2 separate regions of the Homo sapiens genome follow, and region 1 is linked to region 2. A link is an interaction called in ENCODE POLR2A ChIA-PET data of the cell type or tissue named here. Cell type or tissue: CD4-positive, alpha-beta T cell. All regions are shown on one strand. Links, peaks and the distances in the headings refer to the core of each region. The heading gives the core; the rest is flanking DNA.

Region 1 (8,199 bases), core at 1,926-6,925, 250 kb after region 2:
GGAGACACCACCATGGCCAACTAATGCCAGCTAGAGCCAAGAGGGAGAGGGGAAATACTCGGGCTCCTCTTTTCTTTCTTTCTTCTAGTCTCCCCCTGGGGCCTCCCAGTGGTCAAACCTTGCTAGAGCCAGTTCTCTAGGGAGTCTGGGGAATGCTGAAGGGTGGAAACAGATGTGACAGGAGTGTGGTGCAGTAAATTTCAGGCACTGGCTGAACTATTTATGCAGACTGGGTTTGGCTCGTAGGTGGAATAGAAGGCTGTTGGATTTGTCTGTCAGAAAGTACCATAGCACAGGAATCTGGTCTGCCACTCCAGATCTTCTCTCTGTCTCTGTCTCTCTCTCTGTCTTTCTCTCTCTCTGTCTCTCTCTCTCTCTCTCTCTGTGTGTGTGTGTGTGTGTGTGTGTGTGTGTGTGTTTAGTGGAAGGACAGACCTCTTTTGGGCCAGGGATTGGTGAATGAGGAAGAGCCTCTCTTGGCCTCCTGTTGAGCCTGGGAGGATAAGCACAGAATATTCTTAAGAGAGGTCTGTGGTAGATCAGCACAGAAAGGGTAAGGAATAGGGAGTTTGGTACCTCCAGAATACAATCCCAGTGTCTTTTAATCTGGCATTAAAGCCTTTTAGGTTCTCATCCAATCTTACCTTCCATGTTTCTCTAACTGGAATATTTTTCCTGACGCTCAACTCAAGACTTACTAATTTCACCCTCCATGCCTTTGCATGTAAGATTCCTTTCATTCAATTCCTATCATTCTTCAAGAATGGTTCAAACCTCACCTCTTCCAGGAAGCCTTCCTGGTTTCCTCCAGCACTCAGGGATCTTGCTTTCCTTCTCAGAGCTCCTAAAAGGGTTAAGGTTGCTTTTACTACTTGGTAAGATCATAGTTTTGCCAAAGAAGGATAGTTTACCTCTCCAAAAATATTTCAGGCTCTTCCATGGCCAGGACAGGGAGTCATTAAGTCTTTGTATTCACCAGAGATGTCATCACTGTGTGCAGGAACACAGCGGATGCCTGACCAACATCTGTGGAAGGGAAATGTATTCAGTCCTAAAGATCAAGTAGTCAGTGTTCAATAAAACAAAGGAGAAGAAGCTGAGCAGGTAGAAATGTGTGATCAGTGATCTCAGAACCCCAAAAGGGTGCTTTAGAAATAAGACAGAGCAATACAGTCATTGGAACCAAATGTGAGACTGTGACTCATGAAGAGAAGGGAGGCTGCCCCTAATTAACAGGAAGCTGGAAAAAAAGACAGTGGCAAGAGAGAGGCTGAGATGGGAAGCAGGCTGAGGAAGCTTAGCATGGAGGTATTGTGTGATATTGGCAATTTTGAAATGTTATGTTTAGCAATGAGTAATACATAACTGATCTAGTGGAAAATGTAGGGCTGGTTCTTCAGGGAGGTAAGAATGAGATCTGTGAAATGATAAGGAGTTAATTGCAGATATCTGTGTTGGAAGTTATAATGTCAGTTTGCCAATGCAGGCATTGCCATGAGTGTGAATGGATTTTCTTTGTGGAGTGCTGGAGGCATAAACAGCTGCAGGTGTTGTTTACATGTTCCACATGCTTTCATGCTGAAATGTGTTTATCAGCTAAATGCATGCTGTGGGGGAAGGCTGCCGGGGTTCAAATCCTGGCTCTACCAATTACCAGTTATGGGATTTTAGGAAAGTTGATAAACCTGTGCCTCAGTTTTCCTCATCTGTAAGATGGGGTTAATAATAATACCTTCCTTACAGCATTATCATAGGATTAAACAAGATGTAAAGGATTCAAGAATGTCTAGCTTATTGTAAAAGCTGACAGGACATTAGTTATTATTACCATTAGTTGTCTTTTATGTCGTCTTCAAGGCTTTGAGGATGGAACTGTTGGAGGGGTAGGTGATCTTTTCTTTTCTTTTTTTTCTGAAACAGGGTCTCCCTCTGTCACCCAGGCTGGAGTGCAGTAGCGTGATCTTGGCTCACTGCAACCTCTGCCTTCCAGGCTCAAGCGATCCTCCCACCTCACTTCCTGAGTAGCTGGGACCACAGGCACATGCCACCAGGTCCAGCTAATTTTTTGTATTTTTGGTAGAGACAGAGTTTTGCAATGTTGCCTAGGCTGGTCTCGAACTCCTGAGCTCAGGTGATCTACCTGCCTCAGCCTCCCAAAGTGCTGGGATTACCGGCGTGTGCCCCCGTGCCTGGCCAAGAAGGACTGGTGATCTTTTCTGATGGGGGCAGTGAGTACTCATCTGGACTCAAGACCTTAAAAACCATTACATTTCAAGTACTTGGAAAAAATGTTTGTAACTTTCAACAAGCAGGTACCAAGAACCTTTTCCTGGGTTTGTGCTTTTGAAGAGCAGCTCGGGTTATGTTGTGTGACTGTCAGCCACTGTGGGACTGAGTGGGACTGAGTGCCTGAACCTGGGGATAGGAAGAAAAGTAGGGATTGGCTCCTAGTCTCTAGACAGGGCCTGTAAGGTACCCTGCAAGAGTGTGATGTGGTGACTTCAGTTGGCCAAAGGTGGCTTCTCAGGGGACGGTTGGTTGCTGACTCAGTCCAGGTGTGTGTGGAAGGTGCTTGATACAAGAATGGGAAGAGTGGTGGGGGAGTTTACTTTATCTCCAGCCAGACCTGGGTTCAAATCAGAGTTTGCCTTCTCACCACTTATGTGACTTTTGGAAACCACTTAACTTCTCTGAGCCTTGTAAAATGGGAGGTTTAAATAAGATAGCATATTTAAAGTGTCTGGCACATAGTAAGACTGATAAATGTGAATTCCCTTTTCTCAGTTTCTTCATCTGTAAAATGTGGATAATACAGAACATTTTGTGAGGCTTTTGTAACAATTTCAGATAATTTACTCATTCACTAAAATATTTTTAGTGTTGACTACATGCCAAAAATCCTTAAGGGTTTGGGGTATCTCATCAAATAAAACAGACATAGATACCGGCCCTTTTCTAGTTTAGATTTTAGCAGGGAAAGATAGACAATACACTATCATAAACAAATACAGCTTCTAATGCGTTGAAAGATGATAAGTGCTATGGGGGAAAAGGGGAAAATAGGATAAGGGGGATTGGGAGTGCTGAGGGTGGGGCAGTGTGCAGGATTCTACAGGATGGCTAAGACAGGCCATCATTGTTAAGGTGATATTTGAGCAAATATGTGAAGAAGATGACGGACTTAGCCAGAATGATATTTAGGGGAAGAGCATTCCAGACAGAAGAAACAGTCAGTGCAAATGCTGTGGGAGTGAGCCTGGCATGTTCCGAGAACAACATGGAGGCCAGTGTGGCTGGAGCAGAGGAAAGAGAGACTAGAAGGAGGTAGAGTCTGGGAAGTAACAGGAAGCCAGATGGTGCAGGGCCTTGCTGACCACTGGGAGGTCAGCTGTGGCTGTTACTCTAAGTGAAGGGAGGGTACATTGCAGGATGCTATGCAGAGAGGAATGATGTGCTCTGCCTATTTAAGAGGCTCACGCTGCACATTGGTTACTGTGTTCAGAATAGACTGTAGAGGGGTAAGGGTGGAAATAGGGAGACCAGTTAGAAGGTTGTTGCTGTGTCCAGATGAGAGATGATGGTGGCTTGTACCAGGATGGTAGCAGTGGATGGTGAGAAGTGACTCGATCTTTTTATATATCTTGTAGGTAGATTTAATAGCATTCACTGATGATTGGATATGGGGAATGAGAAGTATAGGAGTCAAGGACAGCTTGAGCAACCAGAAGGACAGAGCTGCCGTCAATTCAGAAGGAGATTGTGAAGCAGGCTTGGGTGGGAAAAGTTAGGAGTTCACACTTGGGCATGTTGAATTTGAGTTGTATGTTATATATCCAAGTAGAGAAGTCATGGAGGCACCTGGTTATATGAGTCAGAAATTTGGGAGAAAGGTCTGAGCTGAGTTATAAATTTTGGAGTTGACAACATATATGGTAATTCAAATCACATGACTGGATGAGGTCACCATCTTTTCTGATGGGGGCAGTGAGTACTCATTTGGACTCAAGACTTTAAAAACCATTACATTTCAAGTATTTGGAAAAAATATTTGGAACTTTCAACAAGCAGGTACCAAGAACCTCCTCCTGGGTTTGTGCGTTTGAAGAGCAGCTGGGGTTAAGAGCGGCATGAGGGCCTCCAGCTTAAAGAATCGAGGCAGAAGAAGAAAAGCCAGCAAAGGAAGTTGAGAAGTGATCCATGAGGTCGAAGGAAAACCAGGAGAGTGTGATGTCGTGGAAGCCAGATGAAGAAAGTGTTTCAAGGGGGCAAGAGTGATCAATTATGTCAAATAATGTGATGAGTCAAGTGTATTTGCTATCTATCATTGTGTAACAAATCACTCAAAAACTTAGCAGCTTAAAACAACAAAAATGTATTATCTCACAAAGTTTCCAAGACTTAGGAATCTAGGAGTTGCTAAGGTGGCTAGTCCTGACTCATGATCTCTTGCGGGTTGAAATTAAGTTGTTAGCTGTGGCCGCAGTCATCTCTAGGGTCAACTGGGGCTGGAGAATCCCATTCCAAACTCACTCTTGCAGTTCTTGGCACCCTATTTCCTGGCCATGTAGGCCATCTGAGTGGCCTCATGACATAGCATCTGGCTTCCCCCACAGCAAGTGGCCCAAGAGGGAGACAGACTGCAGGAGAGCACCCCAGACGGAAGCCACAGTCTTTTGTACCTAACTGTGGTAGTGTCATGCCATCACCTCTGAATGTTCTTGGTTACACAGACCAACCCTGGTACAGTGTGGGAGGGGACCGCACAAAGGTGAACATCCCAGGAGGTGGGGTCATCTTGGAAGCTGGCTACCACATCAAGCATGACAAGAACAATTGGTCATTGGGTTTAGCAATGTGGAGGGCATTGATAACCTTAACAAAAGCGTGGGGAGAAAAGTTTGATCAAAGTTGGTGTAAGAAGGGATGGGAGGAGGAGAACTGAGACAGTGAATAGAAATGACTCTTTTGAAGAGTTTGTCACAAAGGAGAACAAAGAAATCAGGAAATAGCTGATGAAGGAAGTGGTTTTTCTAAGATGAGAGAAACAACAGTATGTTTGCACATTGATAGGAGTAATCCAACGAGTGAAAAATTGATGACGCAGAAGAGAAAGGTAATTGCTGGAGCCTGGTCCTGAGTAGAACAATGTGGAATAACATAGAAACAGAGATTCCCTCAACCCAGAATAAATAGTTTACGCTAAAACAGATAAAATTACCCACTACATTCTTATAGAGACAAGAGGTATCAGATCTCAAGAGTTTAAGGAAAATAAATCACAGGAGAGAAATCTTAAAATTGGGAAAATTATTTCCATTAACTACTTCTTCTTCTGGGACTTGGGTAAAGACTGGAGCTACTTTATTTTAAGAGTAGAACACATCTGTCCAGCCTGCAGAAGATGCCTGGTTTGAACACCTCTGCAGCGAACCTGGCCAATGGAACAGCTGGGACTCCCTTGCAAGCTGCAGACCTGCTTTGTAGGGTAGTTCCAAGCCCTGAAGATAGGTGGGTTTTCTGCCACCAGATGAGGGAATTCTAGAGGCAACCAAACAGACCTTCACAGTAAAAAAGGGCAGAGGTCTACAGGAGCTCTCAGAATGTCTCTGGGAGGGTCAAGAGCATCAGTCCTCACTGATGCCTCCCATGCTCCCAGCAGGCCTCACATTATAGAATTCTCTTCTATTACTACGTCTCACCACAATAATGGTGGATGGGAACTCTGTCCTGAACCCTTACAAAACCCAGGCCCCTGCCTCGGTGAGTTTTTTGTTTATTTCCAGGCCGGAGTGCAGTGGCACGATCTTAGCTCACTGCAACCTCCACCTACCGGGTTCAAGTGATTCTCCTGCCTCAGCCTTCCAAGTAGCTGGGATTACAGGCATGCGTCACCACACCAGGCTAATTTTTGTATTTTTAGTAGAGACGGGGTTTCACCGTGTTGGCCAGGCTGGTCTCGAACTGGCCTCGAGTGATCCGCCTGCCTCGGCCTCCCAAAGTGCTGGGATTACAGGTATGAGCCACTGCGCCTGGACAGGGTGGGGTGTTTCAGCCTCTCATCACGTCACTAGGAAGACTCCAGGAAAAAGGAGGAAAGTGAGAAAAACTTTTGTATGGGCTACATCAGCGATGCTTAGAATCCAGCTCCAGGACCTGGTGTCCCTCCCCCTCATCCCGTCTTGTCCTTCCCTCTCCCTGCTGAGCTCCGCAGCCCTGGGGATTCCACATGTAGCCCTTACCCTTCTTGTACTCCAGTCAGTTCTCATTGGCATTCTCCTGGTTCTCAAAATGCTTTTACCCTATTGGCTAGGGCAAAAAATGACCTGAGAGATCCTGGACACTCTCCTAGCAACTGTGCCAGAGCTGGTGGCCATCGCCTTTTTGCAGAGACAGATGCTCCTGTAACAGGAACAAATCAATTAGCCAGCCTGCTGCTAATGTGCAAATGTCACCTTATTAAGCTAGTGTCTGCCTGGGGAAGCCGCCTCTTTCTCCTGTCCCCACTCTGAAGCTCAGCCCTCTGCTGTTGCTTCAACCTCTGTCTCTTCTGAGGTCAATTGTAAAATGAAACTGCTGCCATCTGAACATCTATGAAAGCCACAGGCTCTACCCAGATGCCTTGGCTGAGAGGAGGGGCAGTTTAATTTCCCTTCCTTCTCTGAAGAGTCTTGACGTGCAAGGACCAGCTCTCCCTTTATCACCATTTCCAGAAAAACACAAACAAGGCAAAACAAAATAAAAACAAAACTTTGCACCTATTTTTGGTGCCAAAACCTTAAATTAGATTAAGATCACATCAATTTCTTCCATAAGCTTTGTAGCTTAGGAAGTGCATGCTCACACTTTATTTTATTTAACCCTCATAATAAATCTATTGGAGGAAAGGACAATTATCTCCATATTACAGATGAGAAAACTGAGGCCCAGAGAGGTTGGCTGACTTGCTCAAGGATATTAAGCCAGTAAATTGCAAAGCCAGGGCTGGAAGAAGGGCAAGAAGGGCCAGAAAAGCTGATTCAAAGCGCAGGAACTCTGGAGGCACCTCCTGGCAGCTGGAGCAGGGTGTGCGGAGTGCCCTCCCTCCATGAGCTAAAGGAGGACTGGCTTCCATGAAGCACCAGCATTGCTCTGTCACCCCCACCCAACCTGGTCACCTTTCACTATGACCACTTTCCATCCTGTCTCACTTTCAGAAACGAGGTCTGAGCAGTGCAGCTGGACCTACTATAGTCATAGTTTCCACTGGCTTTGACTTCATCAAGCGAAAACCAACACCCCTTTGAAATCTGTAGCCCCATCCCTAAAAATCAGCCTTTCAGCTTGAATCAAAAGGCAAAAGGCAATGGAGATCCAACTGGAAACAGAGCTCCCTTCCTCCCTTCCAGGCAATGCTGCTGTGTAGAAGGTCACTTCAGAAATTCTGTCTACACTATGAGGACATAAATATTAGGGAGAATCTCCTCTGCCTCACATGAACCTGGGTCCTTCAGTGAGTCCCCCCACCACATCCCCTCAATCCTTTGATTCTTCCCAGTATTGTGACCTTTCCGTCCTTCCTCTGAAGTTGTAGGAGTTGATTCTTCCCAAAATAACCTGAGTAATGGCTTGCAGGAAAGTTACAATTAGCTTTTCACAGGGAAGAAAGTTTAGAGAGTTTTTTTTTTTTTAAAGGAAAAGAGGTAGAAGGAAAAAAAAAAAGCAAATGAAAAATCTTGTGGTCTTCTAAGTCAATTTAGAAAACACTGAGTTATTTCCGTAGAGCTATTCTGACAGGAGATACATTGATTTTTGGCCTCTCTTCATTGTTTTTATTGCTGATTACATCCTCTTTTTCTAGATTGTCCCAGGTGGCCACAGGTGAATGAATTGTGTTTACTTACAGACCACTGATTTCTGTGTTGACACACATTGATTTCAGCTCAGAGTAAGAAAGATCATCCTAATAGAGCTATCTAAAGTTGGAATAGTTGCTTGGGTGGTGGGGGAAAGAGGGTGGTAATGAAATAGTGAAATCCCTGTCAACGGAGGTGTTCAAAGACTGAATGACTGTGGAGGGAATGTGATCGAGCTGACTCCAGCAGGACTGGGAAGATAGCTCGGGGGATCTTTAATGTTCTCACCTCATGTTCAGCATTAACACCTGAGATGACTGTTTAATATTATGTAGATACTACGTGCCAGTGAGGACAGTGTTTCCCA
Region 2 (8,199 bases), core at 1,370-6,369:
GGTTCTTGTGCCTCTTTAGTTTTCTCCAATTTGAAACAGTTTCTTAGTCTTTCCCTGTCTTTCATGTCATCGACTGTTTTAAAGAGTACAAACCTTTCATTCTGCAGGACGTCCCTGGGTCTGTCTAATGTCCTGGTGTCCAGACTTGGGTCATGCTCCCTTGATAAGAACACCACAGAAATGATGCTATTCTCATTTCAGCAAATTGCATGGGGTGGAAGGAGGAGACATAGGATGTCAATCCATTCCACAACTGGAACTGTTTATTTTGATCACCAGTCACGTACCAACGTTTGTCTGCCAGGTTTCTCTCCTATAAAGACCCCATTTACCCCCTTTAAATTGATGGCATTTTGTGGGGAGGTAATCCTGTTCTTTATCAAACTTGCATCTCCCAATCTTAGCCTCCATTGATGTCTCCTGCCAGAATCAACCACAACTATGACAGTTTCCAAATTATGGTTTTCTATTTCCATCATTCCTTTTCATTTTATTAGTTGGTGGGCTACTGTAATACAAAGCTTTCCCATTTTCTATGTTCGTTTGCATATTTATTTCAGTAGGGAATCTTGTTTTATTCAATGGATTGTATTCCATTGCCGTCCTTGTTTATTTTGATGTTCACATTGCTCCAGATATGGCCAGTGGAGTCCCTTCAGCTTGGCTCCTGCCTCCTTCTGACACATCTCCACCATTCTCAGCACTGTCTTACTTTCTGGCACTACAAAATGACCAAGGCTCATCATGGTACTTTTCCTTCTCCAGCCTGGAATTAGCTCTTTCTCCAAGGAGCCCTGCCTTCTTGTAGTGGAGGATGGTGTTTAGGAACCAAAATCTGAGCCCTTAGTGTGCTTCTTGTTACTGAGGTGTCATTGCTTCTAGGCCTGTTGAGTGGACAGATCTAGGAAATATATGTGTGCATATGTACACTCACAGGTGTATACACACATCTACAACTATTTCCATATCTACCTGTGTTTATATATCAGAAAACAGTAAGTCGATGATACTCACACCTCCAGTTCCAATCCACCTCAGTGTTCTTTATAGTTTCCTTCTTTTCTATATTTGTAATTCTCTTCTCCAACAGTAAGAAACCGGACTGTCATTATCCTCAAGATATGTACTTATTTGCTCAATAAGTTTACTTATTTTTGTAACGTAATCAATCTCCCAATGACAGCAGCTGTGTCTTTCACCTCTACTCCCTGTCCCCACCTCTAGTGCCCTGTATCCTTAGGTGCCAGCAGGCATATCATCAGTGAACTCCACACAGCAGCCCCCTCTCTGTCAGTACCCCATAGGGGCCCTATGTGACTCTTCCAGGCCAGGAAGGGAGGGGAAGGAAAAAGAGAAGAAAGGAAGATGAAGCCTGTGTGGATTGTTTTAACTGAATGCCAAAAGGAAGAAGGAGATGCCATTTTGCCTATGCCAGCAAGTGCTTTGTCAAGTATTGATCAATAAGAAAGTACAGATATCAATAAGAAAGTATATACTCATGCATGTACGAATCAGTGATGAATATGACTTTAATACATAATCTAGTTATTTATGTTTAAAAGTAGTACATTGTTGATACTCCTTTCTTCACAAATACCCTAAAACCTTGTAGATGGGGTGGAGTGGGAAATATAAATTATCAGAAATGTGATCAGGAGTCAAAGAAATGCCCAAAGGGCAATTCAGAGTTGCATTCAGGCCTCAGAACAGGACACTTCTCAAAATTTGGGAGACAAAGTTAAAAATAGCTTATCCTGGTGGGCACGGTGGCTCATGCCTGTAATCCCAGCACTTTGGGAAGCTGAGGTGGGCAGATCACTTAGAGCTCAGGAGTTCAAGACCAGCCTGGCCAACACGGCAAAACCCCATCTCTACAAAAATACAAAAAAATTAGCCGGGCATTAGTGGTTCATGCCTGTAGTCCCAGATACTCAGGAGGCTAAGACTGGAGAACCTCTTGAGCTCAGGAAGCAGAGGTTGCAGTGAGCCGAGATTGCACTACTGCACTCCAGCCTGGGCAAGAAAGTGAGACCCTTTCTCAAAAACAACAACAGCAACAAAAACAAAAACAAACTTGTTTATCCTCTGAGGTTGAAGCCAACAAAAAGCAGCCCCAAATAAATGAGATTAACTACCTGTGGGTGGAACTGTCTTGGAAGATGACTTATAATTGACTCCAGGCATCTTTCACATCTCCATGAAGGAGAATGAAGAGCCTTCCAAAATCTTCCTCTGCAGTAGTTCATTCATTCAACACTATTCACCTTGATGTCTGCCGTGTTTTCCCTTGTAACAATGCTATTTATCTCTTTGGAATTGTATGTCAGTTGGCTGAGCACTGGAGGATATAACAGGGAAGAAAACACATTCCTCATAGTCAGAAAGTTCATGGTCTGGAGTGGGAGACAGTGACCAGGGCACTTCAGCATGTGAGCTATGTGCATTGAGAGGCGTGAGCATCTAGCTCTGACTGGGTGGAGGTATGTGGAAAGGTGTGCCAGGGAGGTGACCGCTAAGTGGACACCTGAAGGACTCATGGGAATCAGCCAAGAGAAGGGAGTGGAGGGAATGTTACGGGATGAGTGGCCACATGTCCCAAGGTCTGGAAAAGTGAGAGAGCACGGAGCGCCTGGCCAGTGGCAAGTGGGAATGTCAAGTTTGAGGGGGAATGGGGTGGGGGTGAGATGGAGAGCTAAGCAGGCCTGGATCATCAGAGGTCTTGGAAGCCGTATTTAGGCATTTGGACTTCGTCCTAGGGAGAGCGAGACATCCCTCAAGTGTGATCCGTAGACGTGTGATATGATCATGATCCCATTTTAGAAAAGCTCCCTGACTGTGTACAACAAGTTAGCCATACTCCTGGTTAAGGGCACAGTCTCCACAAGACTGCCCTCACTTCAGACATCAGCCCCAAGTTTGGAGGTCCTCAGGGTCACCTTCTCTTCTGACAAGTTGCCTAGAAATTCAGGGGTTCCCACACTACCTTCAGGTTTGATGATTCACTAGAACAACTCATGGAAATCCGGGAAGAGCTATACTTATGATTACAGTTTTATTATAATAAAAAGATACAAATTGGAACCTGTCAAAGAAAGGGACACATACAGCAGAATCTGAGAGGGTTTCAAACATGAAGCTTCTGTGTCCTCAGGATACAGTGCCCTGCCAGCATTGTATGTGACAACATTTATGCAGGAAGTCCACTCAAGCTTTGTCATACAGTTTTTACTGGACTATAATGAAGTCCAGAGCCTTCATTAGCTAGTTGTGATTGATCGAATTTTTGCTCTTGTGGGTGGACTCGATCTCCAGGCCTCCTCCCCTTCCCAGAGGTCAGGCTGATATCATGAGGCCCAAAGCCCCAACCCCCTAACCACATGGTTGGTCCTTCTGGCATGGTCAACCCATACACTGAGTCCTCTCATACTAAATAAGGGACCCACCACGAATAACACAGATACTCCTATCACTTGGGAAATTGCAAGGATTTAGAGGTTACCTCCCAGGAGCTGGGACGAATGCCAGATCTCTCCTTAGGTGAGGCCAGATTCCTTACTCACACCGTGGTGTGGCAATTAGACTGGATGAAAGCAAGTTTAGAAGCAGGGAAATCAATTGCTAGTTGCTGCAGCAATCCAAGGAAGAGAACATGGTGGTCTGGACCAAAGAACAGCAGAAGGAATGGAAAGAAGTGGAAGGTTTTCAAATGCTTGAATCCTAGAATGTCAGGACTTGGTGGCTGACTACTGGATAAGGGGTTTGAAGGATGGGGAGGAGTCAAGGATGATGAATAGGTATCTGGCCTGGGCAAATGGTTGGTTTGGGGCTGCTGTTTGCCAACACCTTTGGCTTTTCAGTTTCCTGAACAATCAGCCTCGCAGAGTGCTTGGCACATAGTGAGCATTCCATAAATATCTATTGAATAAAGAATGAACGAATGAATGGACTCATCTTTAAGCAAAAGAGACAGTGACTGGACCTAGACTGCTGCAAGAGAGCAGACCAGGCTCAGAAATGTTTATTGTCCACTTCTGAGACGGGGTCACAGAGGAGCTCACCTATCTTCAGCAACTGGACATTTTCACCTTCCATGTAGGAGGCTTCCCAGGCCTGCTTAAGTAGGTGTGTATGTGTATGTGTATGTGTATGTGTATGTGTATGTGTATGTGTATGTTTATGTGTACATGTATGTGTGTAATGAGCGGTGGCTCTATGCAAGTTGTGAATTTTATTGATCATTTGAAAGCCTGACTCATAATATTATTTTGGGGAGGCTTGAAAAGGGGCTTATGTGTACTTAGAATGGAATTGGGATGAGTGTTGAGGAGGAACTTACTTTCTCCTCTTTTCACATTTCCGTATGAGGGAGTTTGATTAGGGTGACATTCCTAGCTTCTCTCTGTCTCTTACTCTATTTTCTTTAGTAGTTGAACTGCTTAGTGAGCCTGTAAAGGAAATTGAGGTTATGTGGCTCAGCCACTTCCGGGCCCTCTCTTAGGATCTGCCTGCCTGTAGAGAGTATGATCATTGCTTTCAGCCAGGTGCTTAGTGAGGCAGGCCTCACGGTGGGAGGCCTCGGGGATGCAGCTGTGCTAGTGCGTGGAAGGGCGAGTCTGCCTGATCCTGGGATGCAGTGTTAGAAAGCACACGGTTACTGTGTCCCTAAGTCACATTTCCTGAATCGGTTTTGTTATTCATATGTTCATGAAAGAGGGATGGTATCTATTTCAATCTCTCCCCAACACTGGGCTCCCAGCTGAAGGAAAGATGTCTGCAATGGGCTTTTCATGGCTGAAATGACCCTGCCCTGGTTCCCTGGGGAGTGGTTTTATGGCTCCCTCCCAGCTTCAGTTCCCATTTGTCTTAGTCCATTTTCTGTTGCTATAACTGAATATCTCAGACTAGGTAATTTATAAAGAAAAGAAATTTATGGAATTATTGTAGTTCTGCAGGCTGGAAAGTCCAAGGTCAAGAAACCACATTGAGCAAGAGCCTTGCTGGTGGGGATTCTCCATAGAGGCTCAAGGTGGTGCAGGGTATCACATGGTGGAGGGCTCATGAGAGACCTGAACTGGCTTTTAATAACAGACTCGCTCTTGTGATAACAAACCCACTCCCCTGATTTCCCATTAATCCATTAGCCCATCAATCCATTAATCACATTAACTATTAATTATTAATCAGAGCCCTCCTGACCCATCACCTCTTAAAGGCCCCTCCTGTTAATACTGTTACATTAGAGATTAAGTTTCAACATGAGTTTCAGAGGGGACAAATTCTGTTCTTTTAGAGAGCCTCCCAGATTCCCTTCATGATTAGAATATGGTTATACAGTCTGAGCTGGGATTGAGTTAGGGTTACTGGATTGTGATTTCCAGCTGGTTTTAAGAACCATGAACCTGGTACTCAATAAATACTAGTTGATGGCCTGGGGAATGTGAAGCTTAGGCTTGTGTGATATTGGTGTTGGGTGGGCTTTCGGCAAGACACCAGTGGATATGGGCAATATCTTGGTGCTGATGTTGGCTGCTCCCAGATGCATCTGGGGACTTTTCCAATGCTAACCAACAGGTGCTATTTGTTATATCACAAAAATCCTCCAAGTCCACATGACTGAAAATTGGGGGCAAAGGTCACCTCTGAAAGCTTATTTCTATCTTATTCCTATGTCATTCCTGAAAAATCCATGTGCTTATTATAGATTGTAGTGGTGATAAAAGAGGTGAATTGCTGAACTGACAAAAATACTACAAAGTAGAAGCAGGGGATTAAATATACAAAATTGTAACCTGTGATCAAAATTGTGACTTTGATCTAGGCTTAGAAATTGTTACACCTTAGCCCATGTTACTGGCAGGCAATGTAAAGTCAATATATTGCCAAAGAATTTGTCAGCCACACTGGGCAGTGTCCTCTCTACTAAAAGGCCACAGCCATGGAATGAAAGCCCTGCTCCTGGTCACAGACAGCCCAGGTCTGTTCTGGGAGCCAGATTTAAGGGAGGCCATAGCAGTGCCAGATGGTAGAAGCCAGAATATGGACTGTGGAGCCGGGTAGAACCTGGTTTGAATCCTGCCTCTGCTGTGAATGACCTTGGGCATATAACTTAACCTCTCTGAGCTTCTCTGAGCCACTGTCTTCTTATCTGTGAAATGGGAATGGTAACATCACACTAGATTCTTGTCAAGATCAAAAAAAGATGATGTACTTATATGAGTACCTAGCACCATGCTTTGTTGACATTGACATGTGAGACCCTTTCTCTCAGACTCTATCCTGATTGCATCAGAATTCTACAAGGCCTGGCATCCACTTATCAAGGGTATTAATTTCCTCCACGAGGCTGCTTTGACCTCCAGAACCCAGCGGGCGTGCTCTTCTGAACTCTCCACCTTATCACCTCCATGGATCATATCTTGCTTTGCTGAGTGTGCTTTCTATTCCTGTATCTGCATTTTACTTCCTCGATTAGGGTGTAATCTCTTTCCAAGCAGAAGCTTTCATCTTTTTAAAATGTTCCATTTTTGCATTTTAGCGCCGTGCCTTTTTGCACATAGCGCTTGCTCAAAAAATAGGGATCGGTTGATATTTTATCTACTTTTGTGTCCTAAAAATTGCCCCAGAGTCATGAGCTGAACTTAGCTTACATGAGGTCGTTACTACAAAGTCACAACATGTTTATTCATTTATCTGTTTATGTGGTAGCCCTACCATGACTCACACATCCAAATGAGGATTGCAGCCGTATAAGGGGCACTGTGAAGGCTGACTGTGATTCTGGGAGCCTGTCACCTCGCAAAACATTTTTGGAACTCCTGCTTTGAATCAGTGCCAGAGTTGCAGTGGTGAATCTTCACACCTCCTGGGAGGAGTTATTTTTGGAAACAGTGAAAATCTGTCTGGTCACATTTGGTAGGTGTGGTCATTCAGGGCCTGAGTGTGAGGAGGGATGCTCAGTGGAGTGATAATTAGTTAATATTTAATTGGCCATTTCCAATGTGTCAGCCAGTTTACATCCACTGTCTTATTTTAATCTTAATGTGACCTCTATGAAGTAGGTGGTCTTGTTATCACCATTTTATAGAAAAGGGACCCTGAGGCACAGAGAGTATAAACCACACTCTGTACAGGGACTCCATGGCTTTTTACCCATTATTAAGCTAGTGTAGCAGGCACAGGGGACATACCCAAGTAACCCTTATGTACCCTAGCAGAGATGAGGGACCTGGACACCTTTTTTAAAAACAATAAGGCCAAGGACAGCCACATTTGGATTAGTGGGAGCAGGGGGAGAGTATGGGGAATGCGGGAACCCGGGAGGAGCTAAGAAAACTGGTCAGATCCTGCATCATAGGTGAGTACAGGCACCCCAGGGGGCCCAATGGGAGAGACCAGAGAAGGGAGGAGAGCACTGGGGCTTGTTTGGGAACCTCTGAGTGGGTAAAGATGGTCACTAAAATCTCCAACCAAAGGAATTCTTTTTATGCCTCTCTTTTTTGCTTTCTTAAAATTGTATTCATACTTGCTGATTATAAAAGGAGTTCAAGTTCATCGTAGAAAACTTAGAAAATATAGAGAAGTGATAAAGAAAATAAAAGTCATCTGTAAATGTCCCTCTCCTCCCCCAGGCCTCAGGCTTTGCTAAGACAAGGCCGCTGAGCAGATCAGCACACATCGGGTTATTTATAAAGCTCCCGCCTTCCTCTCCACCCACTCCCCTCTCTCTTGGCTACGGAGAAGCCTTCGGCCAGGACATTCCCTTGCAGCCTACTCAAGCTGCTATATAAAGCCCTGCACTTCTCGGGGCTGGATCAGAACGTTCCTTATCTCTCTGCAGCAGGACGCTGATAATCTGCCCAGCTGGCAGGCGCTCTGAGGTCGGCTTGGGCTGCTGCTCTCAGGGCCTACAGCCCCCGTGTGGTCGTCTTCTCTGGTTCCCACTGAAACTTGGCCAACAACACTAACTGAAACCTCAAATATAGGAAGTTGTTGGCTTGTTTCATTAGAGGGCAGTTGCCAGACAGCTGAGATGAACTTAATGGGCTTGGCATGGGTGACTGGTGTGTCCAGCACATTCAGGCTTAGTGGTCAATACTGATGGCCCATCGTAACGTCCCCTTCGGAAGCAGCTGTGCCAGCTCCCTCCTTCCCCAGCCCCCACCCCTGTTCCATCCCCTCTCTGCATTAGTGCTTGGCTCA

Evidence for each region. ChIA-PET counts read pairs that join two places held together with the same protein. Peaks named below come from ENCODE experiments on the same cell type or tissue, not always from the same donor. Only the 100,000 strongest peaks of a DNase experiment are listed, where the experiment ranks them.
Region 1: POLR2A ChIA-PET joins it to region 2 with 14 read pairs; 2 of 35 experiments call an interaction of 5 or more read pairs at or near these places.

The regions. Positions count from the first base shown.
Region 1 is chr1:181,391,563-181,399,761 of GRCh38, forward strand. It overlaps a transcript of CACNA1E not described here. Among named protein-coding and RNA genes, the nearest start is that of CACNA1E, 88 kb to the right of the region's middle. RefSeq lists an enhancer at 6,951-7,060. In CD4-positive, alpha-beta T cell, for the core only: no CTCF peak of the experiment used is centred there; DNase peaks (open chromatin) are centred at 4,709, 5,029 and 6,559; H3K4me3 peaks cover 646 bases; H3K27ac peaks cover 3,929 bases.
Region 2 is chr1:181,145,308-181,153,506 of GRCh38, forward strand. No RefSeq gene overlaps it. Among named protein-coding and RNA genes, the nearest start is that of LINC01732, 25 kb to the right of the region's middle. RefSeq lists silencers at 4,659-4,718, 7,698-7,982 and enhancers at 6,606-8,199, 7,649-7,858. In CD4-positive, alpha-beta T cell, for the core only: no CTCF peak of the experiment used is centred there; a DNase peak (open chromatin) is centred at 4,494; H3K4me3 peaks cover 342 bases; H3K27ac peaks cover 1,151 bases.